Regions from separate parts of the Mus musculus genome. Here region 1 is linked to region 2. Evidence: chromatin loops called from intact Hi-C (ENCODE). Cell type or tissue: left cerebral cortex. All regions are shown on one strand.

Evidence for each region. A loop is a pair of places that touch in the nucleus more often than their neighbours do. Peaks named below come from ENCODE experiments on the same cell type or tissue, not always from the same donor. Only the 100,000 strongest peaks of a DNase experiment are listed, where the experiment ranks them.
Region 1: a loop joins it to region 2, with 2.1 times the contacts of the local background. A loop is called at or near these places in 6 of 42 quality-filtered maps.

The regions. Positions count from the first base shown.
Region 1 is chr16:25,671,085-25,679,084 of GRCm38, reverse strand. It overlaps the pseudogene Gm20007. Among named protein-coding and RNA genes, the nearest start is that of Trp63, 8.7 kb to the left of the region's middle. In left cerebral cortex, no CTCF peak of the experiment used is centred here; DNase peaks (open chromatin) are centred at 4,496 and 4,915.
Region 2 is chr16:25,372,216-25,380,215 of GRCm38, reverse strand. The region is part of intron 4 of Tprg (transformation related protein 63 regulated); the gene reads right to left. Among named protein-coding and RNA genes, the nearest start is that of Tprg, 89 kb to the right of the region's middle. In left cerebral cortex, CTCF peaks have their summits at 3,342 (motif pointing right) and 5,244; DNase peaks (open chromatin) are centred at 1,992, 3,329 and 5,209.

The sequences.
Region 1 (8,000 bases), 300 kb before region 2:
ATTTATGGTGCTACCAGAATCTGGGGGGGGGGGGGGGCGGGGGTTGGAAGTGGTTGTTTAACATGTATTAGGTTTCAGTTTTGCAAGATGAAAATCTTGTGATTGGTTATATGATACTGTATCTATATTTAGCTTGACTGAACTGTACATGGAAAAACAATTAAGGCAGTAAACAGTCTATATAATTTTGTATGTAGTATTTGAAAAATTAAAAATATGCATAGGTAAGTGCTTAAATCAATAGTCCACATAAGCAGCATAGGTAAGAAACATAAAAGAAAATCAGAGAGTATTTCTTCTGAAATATTCAACATGCATGTCTGTATGTGTCTTGAATTTGTGATCTACTGAGTGGGTTTTTACAAGATTTTGTATCAAAGTAATATATTAGGCTTTTGCTAAATATAACATGTGCTAGGTTAGGCAAACCTGCCTGCAGGATATGGGGATGTCTCAGTCAGGTAGTGAACTGTTTGCTTAGCAGTTATGAAGTCCTGAGTTTGGTCTTCAGAACCCAGATTTGAGCATGAATGTAGACATTTGTAACCCCAATGCTAAGGATCTGGGGACAAGATGATTTGTAGGACTCACTGGTAGCCAGCCTAGTTTACTGGGTGAGCTCCAGGCTAGAGATCCACTCTAAAAAGGGGAGTGGGGTGGGGAGTAGACAGTACCTGAGAAGTGCCACCTGAGCCTCCACACACATGTGCACACATGTATACACACATATACAAGTACACATACACAGAATCTGCTGAAAAGACTTTGAAAGTATCATTCCTACTGTAAGGATCTGAACTTCTAGTTTCTGTGTCTAACATGCTTATCAGTTTGCTCACTGTATATCACTAACCATGGATGATGTCATGATATGACATGAATTTCAGTGGGGTTCTTATGTGCCTCCCTCAGATTGGGTGCTCATCTATTTAACAGCCAGTTCATACCACCAGGATAAATATTTCTTGAGGGTCTCCTTTATGTGTGCATCAGTGTGCTGGGAGCTGCTAAGAGCAGCCAGATCACTAAGAGCCAACCCTTGTCTCTAACCCTTGTACTTCCCAGAGCACTGGAGAATGACTTTCTTTCCCTTTATAGAGCTTAAGCTTTGTAGTCAAAGGAATGGAATGGAATACCTTTATACGTTGGTGTCCTCCATGGCCCATTTACATATAAACTATCCACATGTTGTAGTGCTCCTGTCTTTGTCACTGCACTTGTGTTATATCTCCCTTGCAATGTATTTTCTAATAGATGTTCATGAAAGAAAAAGAAAAACTGAAAAGGGCCAGACAGAAATGGCTCAGTGAAGTGATTAAGATCACTTGGGTGCTCTTCCGGAAGATTCAGTTCTAGCATCCATATGATAGCTCACAATTGTCTGTAGCTCCAGTTCTAAGGGATCCAGTGCCCACATACACACATACATGTAGGCAAAATAGGAATGCACATGAATTAAAAATCAATAAGTCATTAAAAGTGAGTGAATAAGGAGAAATAGCTATGGCACAGCCCTCTGAGTGAATGATGGCCAATTTGCCTGCTGGAATTTTGGTCTGGGGCAAACGGTGCCTGATTAGTACTTATGAGGTAAGAAGGTGTTTGCTAGCATCCATGAAGCTCCGCTGTTGGTAGGAAGAGAATGCAGAATTGTTCATTGTCTTTGTGAGAGCAAGAGACCACTGGAGCAAGTCCTCACGCCAGATAGACATTCATTTGTACCTGATGCTTCAGGATTGTTCTTGGGTGGACTCATAAAGGCTAGGATTTCTGCCCAGAAGAAAGATAGGTATGAGCTAAGATCTGAGTATTACAAAGCCTGTGGCAATATTATGTCTCTAGTATATGGAGTCCTGAAAAACAGTATGTATCTATAGAGACAACTGTCAAAAAAGGACAAGTCTTGAACAGAACATCAACAACTGAGGTTCTAAGATAAAAAAAAAATTGATAAACAGGACCTCTTGAAACTGGAAAACTTCTGGAAGGCAAAGGACATAGTCAGTAGGACCAAACATCAATGTACAGATTGGAAAAAAGATCTTCACTAGCCTTGCATCTGATAGAAGGCTAGTATCCAAAATATATAAAGAACTCAAGAAGTTAGATTCCAGTGAACCAAACAACCCAATTATAAAATGAGATACACAGATAAACAGAATTCTCAACAGAGGAATCTCAAACATGCTTAGTTATCAGGAAAGTGTAAATCAAAACAACCCAGAAATTACACCTTACACCAATCAGAATGGCTAAAATATGAAATAAAACTCTAGTGACAACACATGCTGGCGAGGATGTAGAGAAAGAACACTTCTCCTTTGCTGGTGGGATTGTAAACTGCTATGATCACTCTGGAAATCAATCTAGTGGTTCCTCACAAAATTGGAAATAGTTCTACATGAAGACCTTGCCATACCGCTCCTGGACATATATATACTCAAAATATAGTTTACCTACCACAAGGATGTGTGCTCCACTATGTTCATAGGAGCCTTATTTATAATAGCCAGAAACTGGAAGCTACCTTGATGGCCCTCAACTGAAAAATGGATACAGTAAATGTGGTTCATTTACATGATGGAATACTATTTAGGTATTAAAAATGAGGACATCCTGAATTCGGTAGGCAAATGGATGGAGTTAGAAAGTGTCATCCCGAGTAAGGTAACCCAGACCCAAAAGGGCATGCATGGTATGTACTCACTGATAAGTGGATATTAGCCAAAAAGTACAGAATAACCAGGATACAACCCACAAACCATAAGAAGTTAAACAAGAAGGAAAGCTCATATAAGGATGTTTCAATCCCACTTAAAAGGGGGGAAATAATCAAGGGAAGGATGCGAGTGGGAGAGGAGAGGGGCAGGAGAAAGGGGGGCAGGATCAGATATGGGGCAGACAGGTGAGATATGGGCAGATCAGATATGGGGCAGGATCAGATATGGGGCAGACAGGTGAGAAGGCCAGAGCTTCAGGATGAATGGAAACATGAAGCTGCCAGGGTTAGGGTTTGGAGGTCAGGGGAACCTCTCGAAAGTCCTAGAGGCCTGGGATGTGAGAGGCTCCCAGAACTCAACGTGGGTGACCTTAGTCTCAATGCCCAACAGTGCAGAAATGGAGCCTGAATAGCTCACCTCCAGCACTTAGACAGGACCCCCAGTAGAGGAATGGGGACACCAACTTACCTTGAAATTTTTTGACCCAGAATTGCTTCTGTGTAAAAGAAGTGCAAGGACAAAAATGGAGCAGAGACTGAAGCAATGGCCCACCAGTGACCAGGCTAACTTGGGACCTATCCCACAGGTGGGCACCAAACCCTGACACTGTTACTGATACTATGTTGTGCTTACAGACAGGAGCCTAGCATGGCTGTCCTCTGAGAAGCTTCACCAGCAGCTGACTGAGACAGATATACATACTTACAGCCAGCCATTGAACTAAGATTGGGACGCCCTATGGAAGAGTCAGGGGAAGGATTGAAGGAGCTGAAGGGGATGCCAACCCCACAGGAAGACTAACAATGTCAATTAAACTGGACTCTGGGGAACTTCCAGAGACTAATACAGGAACAAAAGAGCATGCAGGGGCTGGTCTTAGAGCCACCTCCCCTCCACATACATAGCAGACTGGCCCCAGTGGGAGAGAATTTACCTAATCCTATAGAGACTTGATGGCCTAAAGAAGACAGATGGGGGCAGGGAAGGGCAGCCTCTCAGAAGCAAAGGGGAGGAGGATGGGATAAGAAGGTTGGGAGTATTTGCAGCCCCCTAGTAGGAACAACATATGAACTAACCAGTAACCCCAAAGCTCCCTGGGACTAAACCACCAATCAAAGAAAACACAAGGAGAGACTCATGGCTCTAGCTGCATATGTAGCTGAGGATGGCCTAGTCCATCATCAATGGGAGGAGAAGTCCTTGGTCCTGTGAAGGTTCTATGCCCCAGTATAGGGGAATGCCTGGGACAGGAAGCAGGAGTGCGTGGGTTGAGGAGCAGGGGGAGGGGGGAGAGGATAGGGGATTTTCAGGGGGGGGGGAACTAGGAAAGGAATAGCATTTCAAATGTAAATAAAGAAAATATCTAATAAAAAAGTTCTTAAAAAGTTAAAAAAAAGAAGGTTGGCAGTGGGGACTGGGGTGCAGAGAAACATTTTGAATATAAGTAAATAAAATAAATAAATAAAAATAAACAAAGGACAAGAAACATTTCTAAATTCCTATTTTTAAAAATTACTTGTATTCAAAGTTTAAAGGAATTTAGAGAAAAGTAACATAAGGAGACAAAAAAAAAATCTCCAGAAAGTAGAATAATTTTAAAATGATAAAACTTTCTATGGTAGTTTACATTTTCTAGGACACCCTCTAGGATGTGGGCTTATTTCAGCCTTGTGATGTTTTAGCGAAGTTGAAGCAGAGACAAGTGGGAACATGAACTCCGTGTCACTTGAGAAAACCAAGAATCAGAGTAGGAATCAGTCTCAAAATCATATCCTCTAATCATCACTAGTCATCCTTGCCTATAATCGACCCAGACTCGAGACCATCCACTCTGGAAAACAGTATTACTTACATGCTCATGAAAAATATTCTTGATAGTATACACTGTCCTTCTATACTTGCAACATAAAGGTAAACAAACCCAGTGTATTTTACTAAATACTTTATGTTCACTGTCTATTTTAAGGGAATGCTAAGAACCACTGGTGATACTTTCACCATTTGAAAAGTGTGTGTGTGTGGGAGGGGGGAAGCTGGGGAGTGTGCGCTAATTATTCTGTTTCTCCAGATAGTAATGGAACCGGAATCTGAACTCAAAGTACAGCTGCTTCGCTAACATCACCACCACACTGCCATACCCCTGGCAGGGTTCCAAATGCTTCCACATACATTTTACATCTTAGAGTCCTCATAAATGGGGCTAGCACATGTCTTTTTCTGATCCACAGATCCTACAACACCCTAAGCCCCACAAATACCAGCCTCCAAAAGAAGGCATGAGCTCATGGTGTGCACCCACATTTGGGCTGAGAGTCAAGAATGTTAACTCTGCTGATTTTGAAATTGGGCTGTGCACACTGTTCAAACACACGAAGGTGGAAGGACTGATAAAACACTTATGTGGGATGGAAATGATTCTCGGAATCCTTACAGGGATAGCCCATGCAATGACTCCTTACTGGGTCTTTTTTACAGGAATAACTGCTAATTTCTTCTTTGTTTGTTTGCTTGTTTGTTCTGTTTGTGTTTTGTTTTGTTTGTTTTATATTTTATGCTTTTTGCTTTTTCCACATTTTATTAAAGGGGGAATAAGTAGTGGTGGTAAGTCTCTAGAACATCTCCTCGTATTCCTTCCTTAAAATGTGATATTTGATTTCCAAACACATGCCAGGATGCACTGTTCCCATCATGCTAACCAGGTTAGAAACTGAAACCCTGATTTGTTTATCTTTCAACTTCCTCCAGTCTGTGGTCTTTGGATCAACAACAATTATCTGATGACTATTATGGCTTCATTACATTTTGTTTGTAGCTCTCTGAGCTCTTCCATATGCAGAAACCACAGAACTTGAACAGGTTCATTAAGAATTGCACTCCCCATGTCAAAGCCAAGAATATGATTGTCTAAAGCAACAGGTAATTCCTCTCTTGTTCAACTTACCTTAGCAACTGCTTCTTGAACCAACTTGTGAATTTTCTTAAGCATTACTAAGTAATCATTACAATACTAAATCTAAAAGAGGTTAACCAGAACCATTGCACCAGATGTAAAATCCAGATTATTTCCACCCTGGTTGATCAATGGCTATGTACCTTTTCCTGTATTTTTAGTATTTCTTCTGTTATCAGGTACTAACTTCTTGTGTTTTCCAGCATTATCTCCATATTCAAATCTAACAGCTAAAATAAGAAGGCAGGCAATTGCTTCTTGCTCATCCTGAATCTTGAAAAGACAATTAACATCTCTGAGATTAGAAGAACTTGGGCCAGTCACTGCTGTGGTTGTTTCTCAAGTTACCTCTTTCTTCAGTCTTGCAGTGTCTGATATTTTGATCTTTAAGCTAAGCAGTAAGGCTTCTAAATTCTTTTTCATCTTTTCAGGTGAAGACATTCAAGTGGTTGTAGTAGTCTAAGTCCATGAGCTTGTGTTTGAAGAAGATGGATCACCCACCACCAACGTCCAATCATGCTGGTCTCCTGACTCTCTGAAAATTCCAAGCCAGCAAGGGCTACATGGTAAGTATCTGTTTCAAAAAATATGTAGGATATTTCTTGAGGTATACGGAATATAGATAGAATGTAGATCTAGATGAAGCGGGGAGCATAATTGCTATATATTTCACTGACATTGGCCTGGGAAGACATTTATTGAAGAGGTAGACTCTCATAAGTTCTAAGCTCAGACACAAGTAAAACAAGGTTGTATGATTATTACTAAGCTATAGTGACACCCAAGAGTCTTCATCACTTATGAAGATTCAAGAGCCTCTTTACAAAACCAAACAAAACAAAGCTGCAGCGTGAGAACCTAGTGGTTAAAGTCACAGAGACATTTGAGTTCAGTGCAGATTGGCTGGAAACACCTGTTACTCTGAAATAAAGGGAGGGATGGTGAGTAGATTCCAATGATACTTGTCTGTTCAGAATCTCCTACCTCGCAGAGATTGTTAAGGAGGATCACTCTACCCTTGTTGATGCTAAGACTTTCTCGGGCTGAAGGATGCCATAGCATTGGAAATGTAAACGAGGAAAATACCTAATAAAAAATTTTAAAAAAAGAAGTATCTTTGCATAAAGCAATGGGTACTCCATATTATGACTGCCTTTGTTTTCTCTTTGGGTCCCAGCCTCCTACCTAAGGTTAACTTCCAAAAGGGGGAAGAGGGAGAGAAAGGGGAAAGAGAGAGGGAGAGGGAGAGGGAGGGGGACGGGGACGGGGAGGGGGGGGAGGGGGAGGGGGAGGGGGAGGGGGAGAGGGAGAGGGAGAGGGAGAGGGAGAGGGAGAGGGAGAGGGAGAGGGAGAGGGAGAGGGAGAGGGAGAGGGAGAGGGAGAGGGAGAGGGAGAGGGAGAGGGAGAGGTTTCAGTCATAATAAAGGGAGGCAAAGCAACCTAAAGAGTTGCTGGTATTTAGTAGTATGTTCCAGCTGAAGATAAAAAAAAATCCCCAAAGTTGCATACTGAGGGTACTTCATTGAAGGGGCAGAAAAATAAGAAATAAACAAATCACTGACATGGATGCATTTTCTCATGGATTTAAACACCCTGCTAAGGACTGCCATGTGCAGGACAAGTCAACTGTTCAGGTAGCTGACCAATAGAAGTCTAAAGGAGATAATGACCAATTTGGAGTAAAGCTGTATTTCATGAGTTTTACTAGAAGATAGAAAAGGGGGAATAAAGAAACCAGGTGAACCGAACATGCCAAAATTGATCTGTGAAGTCAAGAGATCCAATGAGCGTAGGAAGGAGGTCAGAAGGTGGGTCATTAAAACCATCAGGAATGTGGAAGGTAGGGCTGCAGTATCACTAAGACTTTCAATATTACCTCTTTCCTTTAGGTCAGGCCCAATAATATGAGACAGGGACAGAGATAGGCTTCTTCCTATCTATCTATGGGAGTGGCACCCTTCTACTCTCAAACAGTAAGGATCAAATGGTGGTCTTTGCTTGCCAGATAGCAGAAAGCTGTAAATATAATAATGACAAGCAAGAAAAGTGAGAGGAACAGCTAATTGGTTTGATCCACCAGGGGTTGGAGAAATGTCCAGTCAAGACATGTCATTTTTAAGGACATGGCTATCAACAAAGAGTGCATCTTAACATGTAAAGCCAGACAGAAGAGAGTGGACTGTGTGAGACTGAGCATTTTTTAATAAATATAAACACCCAATTCCTTGATTCATTTTTGGCCAGAGCTCATGTTCCATACATATAATCTATTGGTCTCTAGAAAAAAAATTCTATAGGAGGCATTTTTAGCTTGACATTGTAAAACAATG
Region 2 (8,000 bases):
TCCAGTTTATCCTGACATATACATCTCTCCCAGAAGCATTTTGCTTCCATCCCAGAATTTCAGTCTAATTTATTTTAACATTTTTTGTGCCTTTTCCTCTTCTGAAATTCTCATTCTTACTTCCACTTCCAGCATGAAGTCAAGATCTGGGGTATGCCTCTCCCATAAGGCCACCAGTCTACTACTGTGCTATTTCTATTAATATGTCAGACACTCAGTCCTGAGTACCTTTCTAACGTGGTGGCTTCCCAACTCTCCCACTCTCCCTGACTCTCCGCTATGCTATTTTCCACACAAATATTCCTCCTAGTATTCATATCTTATCAGTTCCACAAATGAGTTCAGCAGTCTTTATTGGAACAGCATTTATCTTTCCCTCCACTTGAAAGTCCTTCTCCAATATCTAAAACTTACTTCCTCTAGGAAGATTTCCAAGACTATCTACCATTACCTAAATAAAAGGCACTCCAACTCTCATAACTACCAACGTAATTATGTTTCTCACAAAGGGGAGATGGGGGAAGGAAGGAAGGAAGGAAGGAAGGAAGGAAGGGAGGGAGGGAGGGAGGGAGGGAGGGAGGGAGGGAGGGAGGGAGGGCAGTGAGCATCCATCATAAAAAACACCATCAGCTCACCATTTCCCGAGATGCTCTACCCTCTCTCACCGCGTGGATTTAGTCTCACCCCATGTTTCAGGTAATGAAGCCTGTTCTACTAACCAAGTTCATCAAATTCCAATCACCTATTTGTACCCAGTCTCCAAGGCCATGCCATAGTCTGTTTGTTTCCTTCCTGTTTCTTGGGTATATCATAGCTAATTGTTGCCAGCGTATGGACTCAGCTCAACTGCCACAATCACTTTGTACCTCACAGCATACTTTTCCACATCCCTGAGTTATCTCTGCTATTACCCCAGGCATCATTAGTAGCAAAGGCTGTATCACTTAGGTCCACAGCACTTCAATAGCTGAAGTAGCGACTTAGATGTATTCACGTGCTGTGCATGCTTTTTTTTTTTTTTTTTTTTTTTTTTTAAGAACGTGTTTGAACTTGGCTTCGCATAGTATTTCTATGCATGCTGCCTCATGTCTTAGTCAAGCTGTCAAGAACAAGGCTGATTCGGAGGAGTACAGCCAATAAGGAAAAGGCCCAGAATCTCCCCACAGGCCTTCTGTTCTTTTCTTCTTGGGGTAATAAAAAGACATACATACACACATACAACACCTTCATCCTAGCACATATTTGATAAATTACCTACTTATGGGCTATGACTGTAAGAGTCAACTATGACTTCAGTTTCCAACATACACTATTCACTAAATTTTCCAGTTATATTCTTGAGAAAATATAGTATTCTTTCTTCAAAGAAGAAATTAAAATAGTGATCAAAGCTAAGCAAAAATATTCTAGAAACTCTGTGCCCTGTCTTATGGTATGGATGCTAAGTGTTCTCAGGAGGGCCATGTGGTAAAAGCTTGGCCACAGCCTATAGCAGTTCTTGGACATACTAGAACTTTCTGGAGATGGACCCAATAAGGTGGAGTTAGATTACAGGGACACCACCTTGAACTTTGCCTCTCCTCTTTTTGCTTTCTGGTGACCATGACCTGAGCAGACTTCTTCATCAAACACTTCAGCCATGGCTGCCTCATCTCAGGCCTCAAGACATGACCAAGAGATGACATAAACTATAAAAACTGAGCTAAAAATAGATCTTTTCTTTTTTTATTTTAAGTTCATTTAAGTATTTTCCTGAGTGGACAGCCGGTTGAGACACCCTCAACACCTTGGGCCTGGTGAAGTCTGCGTGATACTATCAGGTTCCATGCCTCAATGAAGAACACCTTCTATATTTTACACATGAGAACCTCTAAAAAATAAAAAAAGATCAGTCTCACAAAGCTTAACTTCTATAAATATAGAACTGCCCACCCCAAGTCCACAGTGATGTTGATCTGGAAATGCATCCAGTTTAAAGACATATAATTACATTCTGGGGCATTTTTAAAGAAAAAAATCATTTCTGTGGCCAAACTTAGGAACTGTATCCCATATCCCAGAGGTTTCACTCCAATGGCTGTGAGTAGCCCTCTGTTTCCCAATAGCTACAGGCAAACTGTCAGTCTAGCTAAATTAGATAAGGAAGGACGCTCATTTCCTTGGACTTCAGACCAATGAAAACCTTTCAACTATAAGAATTTTTGCAAGAAAGGATTTGAAGTAGCAAGGCATCTGTATCTCAAAATAGGCTGTCATCAGGCCATTTTCAACATATATTTTTTTTCCTTCTGGCTTCTAGACAAACACAACACGATTTCCACATAGGAGTGGGCAGACAGCACCTTCGTCATAGTCTTTGTGCTGGTCAATGGAAAGACCTTGGGGGCAGCTTCCAATATGCCTGGGCACGTTCACAATTTTTGTGGCTTTTCTCAACAGTGTTTTCCAGTTAAGAACTGTGAACATTTCAACCACAAGCTAAGGGCCCCCCAATAAAGGTCTATGTCATGGAAGATGGGGTACACTGAACTTTAAGAAAGCCAACACTTAGGAAAGATAGCGATTTTTTTTTCTAGGCTAATCAGTGGGGAAAAGAAAGAGAGACGGAGACCAATTAGACAGCAAGGACTGAACAACCTATTCCGATCGTCTCCTCCATCCATCTTTGTGCAGGGACAATAGTAATAAGCCTGGGTTGAGAACTCGTGTCCCCAGTCTTCGTGTGACCCCCCCCCCCCCCCCCCAGAATGTGCTCTTTGTCACTGTCTACCAGGATAATCAGCTCAAGGAGGACTGAAATGAAGGAGAGAGTGAACATTTTTCAAATTCTGGATCTTTGGAGAATCCTTCCTGTAGCCTCCTCTGAGTGAGCCCCCTTCACTCCTTCTGTGCCACCTGGGTCACAAGTATCAGCATTTGCCACACGCCGTATACTTAATACTTCTCCAATCTCACCGTTTGCCCCGGAAAAACGAATACTTCACACATTGCTCCCCAGAGCTCAGCTCTGGCATGCTTGGCACACTGCAAGAACTGAATAGATACTGAATTAATGGGCTGACTCCTAACTCCATGGAGATAAGGAAGAGAAGGGGGAGGAGGGCGACTCTTAGAGAAGCTGACTTCCACTTCACTCAGGGAAAATCATGACAAGCAAAGTCTTCCCCAAGTCAATTCTGTTTTACCAGAAGTCCTCTGAGGCTGGACAACTAACAGTCCGGATGCCCGAAAAGGGAAGTCTGCTTTGAATGGTCACCAGTTTACTGATTCTGTGAGTATTCCATTCCAGGCCATTAGCCTCCTGGTTGATCTATGAGAAGAGTCTCTCGCGCCACCTTCCTGTAGGAGGCGGTACTGTCTCCCAGGTCTGTCAGCATCTGAGCTGGCTACTGAACTCCACTGAGCTCTGGCAGTAAATTTAAAGAGAGAACTTTGAGCAGGAGAGGTCTGCGGTTGGGAAATCATCTTAATCATCCACGATTGAGCGGATTTGATTAGAAGAGTGATCTCAGCAGTCAACATGAAACCTTACACAGACAGTAGGAGTCTCCGATGCATTCCCAGAAGAAAATCCCCGCAAATGAGATCTGAAAATCGGTCATATCCCCTTTTTCTTTTTTTTGAACTGTCACTTTATGGATTCGAAAGGAAATTCGTGTACAATCACAGAGCTAGTGCCTTGTAGAGTTGGCACAAAATTCAGCTGATTACAAGGCCAGAATTCATTTCGTTGCCCAATGCTGTGGAGCCCACTATAATATAACACTTAATTATACAGGTTTGGCAATACAAGCCAAAGCATATCCCAAACATAATAATAGATGCTTAAACTACATATGGGAAAAGCATGCTATAACTTGGTTAGCCTATGACGTGAAGACATTCTGAAGGGACTGTTTGCACTGTTTTCCCACCAAGGGCTGAGTTGTACTCTTGTACCAGGTGGGGAGGGTTAACTGTGCTGTAAACTGTAAAACACATGATCTCACCAAGAGTCCAAACCAAATTCAAGAGACTGCATATGAGCAAACCACTAGGCTTTCCAATAGAGTACCTGCTTACACTGACCAACATCCCTGAAATGCTGTTATTAATTTCCGTCTTTACTGATGAGAATTGGCTGACAAGAAATAAGAGTCAGTATGTGAAGCCACTTTGCTTTGTGATCCAAGCCTGAGTTTTCCTGAGTAGTCAGGGCCCCACAGTTGTTTATGTCTCTGTAACTGTAATTTTACCTAAGTTGCTTTGCCCTTCTGGGTCTTATATAGTCTCTATGGGTCCCTCTATCTCCAGAATTTTTCTGACACAAATATTATGATTGGGAGAAAAGGATTTATAGGTCAATAATGTAGAGAAGTAATGAAACAGTTTTCTTTGAGGCTGTAACCCCTGGTGGGTCAACCACAGTCCCCTGGAAAGTCACATTTCCAGGACTACATGGCAATGCAAATTGGACTTGATGGGTTTAAATTAATGAAGAGGAAACAAAGTTAGGTGAGTGGGAAAGGTCTGGGAGGAGTCGGGGGAGGGAGATGAATATGTTTTGTGAAATTCTCAAAGATCTAATAAAAATGGCAAAAAACAAACAAACAAACTAAATGCAAGCACAATGGCCAGGAGAGTCAGTTCCTTTCTGCTAGATTCCTGTAACAGCTTATAACAACTGAGGGACCTCAGTGAAGGAGCAAGATGGCCACTATGTTTTATGTGCATGTGGACGAGCTTCAGTTATATACCATTATGGGTACAGCTGCGGCTGCAGCAGCCATCACCCTAAATGGAGCCAGGAATCAGCAGTTCTGAAAGATGCACAGCCTCAACATAACAGGGCCATTTCAACTCTGTACCCTAGAGCCTAAGGCTGTGCCTCTCCTTTGATGCAACTCAGAGAACTCATGTGTAAAGAAAACAACCCATCTCTTTACAGAACTGTAAGTGTAGTGGGAAACACCCTACACAGCCTAGCAACAAAGAGACTCAAGATGTCCCAGTATTTACTGTTTAGATGGTTGTTTCATAACAAGTGTCCTCAATTTCTTTATAAAATTCAAAATTAGCTATCATTTGTCTCTGCCCTGTGCCTGCGTGCGTGCATGCATGCATGAATGTGTGTGTGTGTGTGTGTGTGTGTGTGTGTGTGTGTGTGTCCCACCAGGACAGAGGTAAGTGTGCAGAGAATCTTGCAGCTCTGCCCTTCTGCACTTTCCTTAACCACTGCTGGAGCACGTCTGCTGCCACCCAGCAGCTGCCGGGGTAACTACATGGACTTCAGATATGCTGCATTTTAATGTAACATTAAAGATTGACAGCAAGCGAGAGCAACTCAAGAGAACAAGAACCCAAGATTCTAGACTCTAGGACAGATTGCTAGAAAAGAGCCAGCTCTGCAGAAAACCACTTTCTCCTTTGAGCCCCCAAGTCTTTAGTGGCTGCTCTAATTGTGCTTCAGGCTCCTGTCTGTCCTGACACCATTGCCCTGATACTGGAGGCTAACAGCACTTTCAGAAGAAAAGCTTCATCTCTAATATTTCCTTGTTATCCAGAGGAACAGACTTTGACACAACGCAAAGCAGGTGTCCTCGCATTATACAGTGAGTGCCAAGTAAATTTAGGGTCTGCTCAGGCATTCCTCGGGAGGGGTGAGATCCATCCTGATGTGTACCGGAATCCCTAGGCAGCAACTTCCTAAGGAGGTATTTCTCATTTAAATATAACTTCTTGGCAACCAAATATTTATCTGGAAGAAATTGGGAGTGGTCTTGTCCAATCAGGCACCTGGGTTTAGTCCACTGCTCAAAAATAACAGGATTGTGGCATTTGGGGAACGCCTCCCCACAAAAGCTTGCCAAGAAATAGCTCCGAGATCCTACAGCATCCACCCATGCTTGTCAACACGCCTCCCTGGTCATTATGAGTGAGTGGACAGGGCCACACCCAGGATCAAGATCAAGTCCAGGGCATTCTTGGCACTGATGCCCAGAGGCAAAGTCAGGGTGTGCGTGACAAAATCCCCTGTTGCCTGTCATCACAACTTGTGATACAGCTTGACCTTTTCTGAGGATGGTAGGTCTCTAAACCCCATGGCAATTCTGATTCAGACTCTACACCCTTTCAAGCAACTCTTGAGTGATCTTGTGCCTTTAAGAGGGTGAGAACTCAGAATTTTATGTATAACTCTCCTGTCAATCCTTCTCACCTGGACTTGTTCAAAGACCTGGTGGTACTTTTCTCAGTGGTCTAATCCATCACACATACCACCCAGTTCCAATTACGCACTTAACATGCACTGAGCACGGAGCTACGTGCTTGTCACACAAGATGCTGTGCTGTACATGGTAGAACAAAAAGGTGTGCAAAGCCTCCAGGCTTTAAAATAGTTGACTCAAATTAGCCAAACAAAATAAATGAAACACTCTGTCCTGACTGTCAGCGCAGGCCGTGGGTATGAGCACCTCTGTCTATCCTCTCTGTGTATACTCCAGTTACCCAGGAGACCCTGTGGTGGTTCCTAAGCAACTTGTTGCACATTTGCATCTTCTTATCTGTTTGGCAAATTTTTCTCCTCAGTCTAGGAGCCACATCCCTCTTCCAGGTCAAAATATGTTTATCTGTAAACTTCCCAGCTCTAAAACAAGATCGCCTGATCTTCCCGCAGCTTCTCTCTTCCGTTTTTCACAGATGCGCTGTCAAGTTATGTCTGTCTCATAAGACGTAAGAACACAATGAGATCTCAAGCAGACTGAGGACAGGGACAATATATTTCATCTCTTCTTTCCTACGAAGGCTACTAGTCTTCCAATTCTTGCATAGCCACATCGAACTTGCCATAACTAACCATTGATTCTGAGACCTAGGTGCTTACAATTCTAATTTACTATTAAAGGAAAGAGATGGTCACCAGAAAAACACATGGCAGTTATCATACAAAATGCACAACAGGCTGCACTGAAGTCACGTAGACCAGGCTTGACTCCAACCACAGTGATCCACCTGCCTTGGCATCCCAGTTAGGAAAATGTTCATATTGTTTGGAGCTTTACAGGCCACAGTGACCCACCATCCCTGACTTATAAACCATAAAGATCAGGAGATACTTATCACTTAGTCTTCTTGTTTATAAGTTACTTTTTGTGAGAACACACTTCTCATCATTAAATGTTCCAGATAGAGCCACTGGTGCTTCATGTGACCATGTAGTGGTTTTAAAATCGTGCCTTGAACCTTTTATATGCATTTCTTGTTTGGTCTGAATTGGGGCATTCGATCAAGTTCATCGGGACAATTTTATATGTAACTTTCTGATCAAGAAATAAATACTCGATCTCTCACCAATAGTGCTCCATTGCCTTAGGGATAGCCATCACGTTGCTGTTGCTGTTACCATCAGAAACCTGACTCCCACTCTCAGAGTCACAGAGTAGACCCCCAATGAAGGGGATGACTAAGACCCCTCTCCTCACAGAGCAGACCTGTTTACCTGCCTTCTCTGCTCCAGGACTCAGTGGCTTTCAAGATTGGCTACCCATTAGTATTTATTCTATCTCCAAGATAGTTAAAAAGAAATGATCATCATCCAAGAAAAGAAAACAAGCAAAATAAACTGAATAGAAAGTAAAAGAAAGCTAATACATGTGGAACATATTACTTGTATATGTGCACCACATACATACATACATATATACGTATGTACTTATGTATACTTACATATATGTATAATATATGTGTATTATAAGTATATATGTATACATATATACATGTATATGTACACATATATGTATGTTATACATATATGTGTATACCTGTATATTATATGTGTAAATATATGTTACATATGTATACTTATATATTATATTTATATACATACATACATACATGAACATACATTTTTTTCAAATGATATTAAGCTCCCATGTTATGAGCAATGGCAAATCTTTTCTCTTGATGAAGAAAGACCAAAAGTGGGCAGAGCAGGCGTATAGAGGGAATGCCTGCACTGTTTT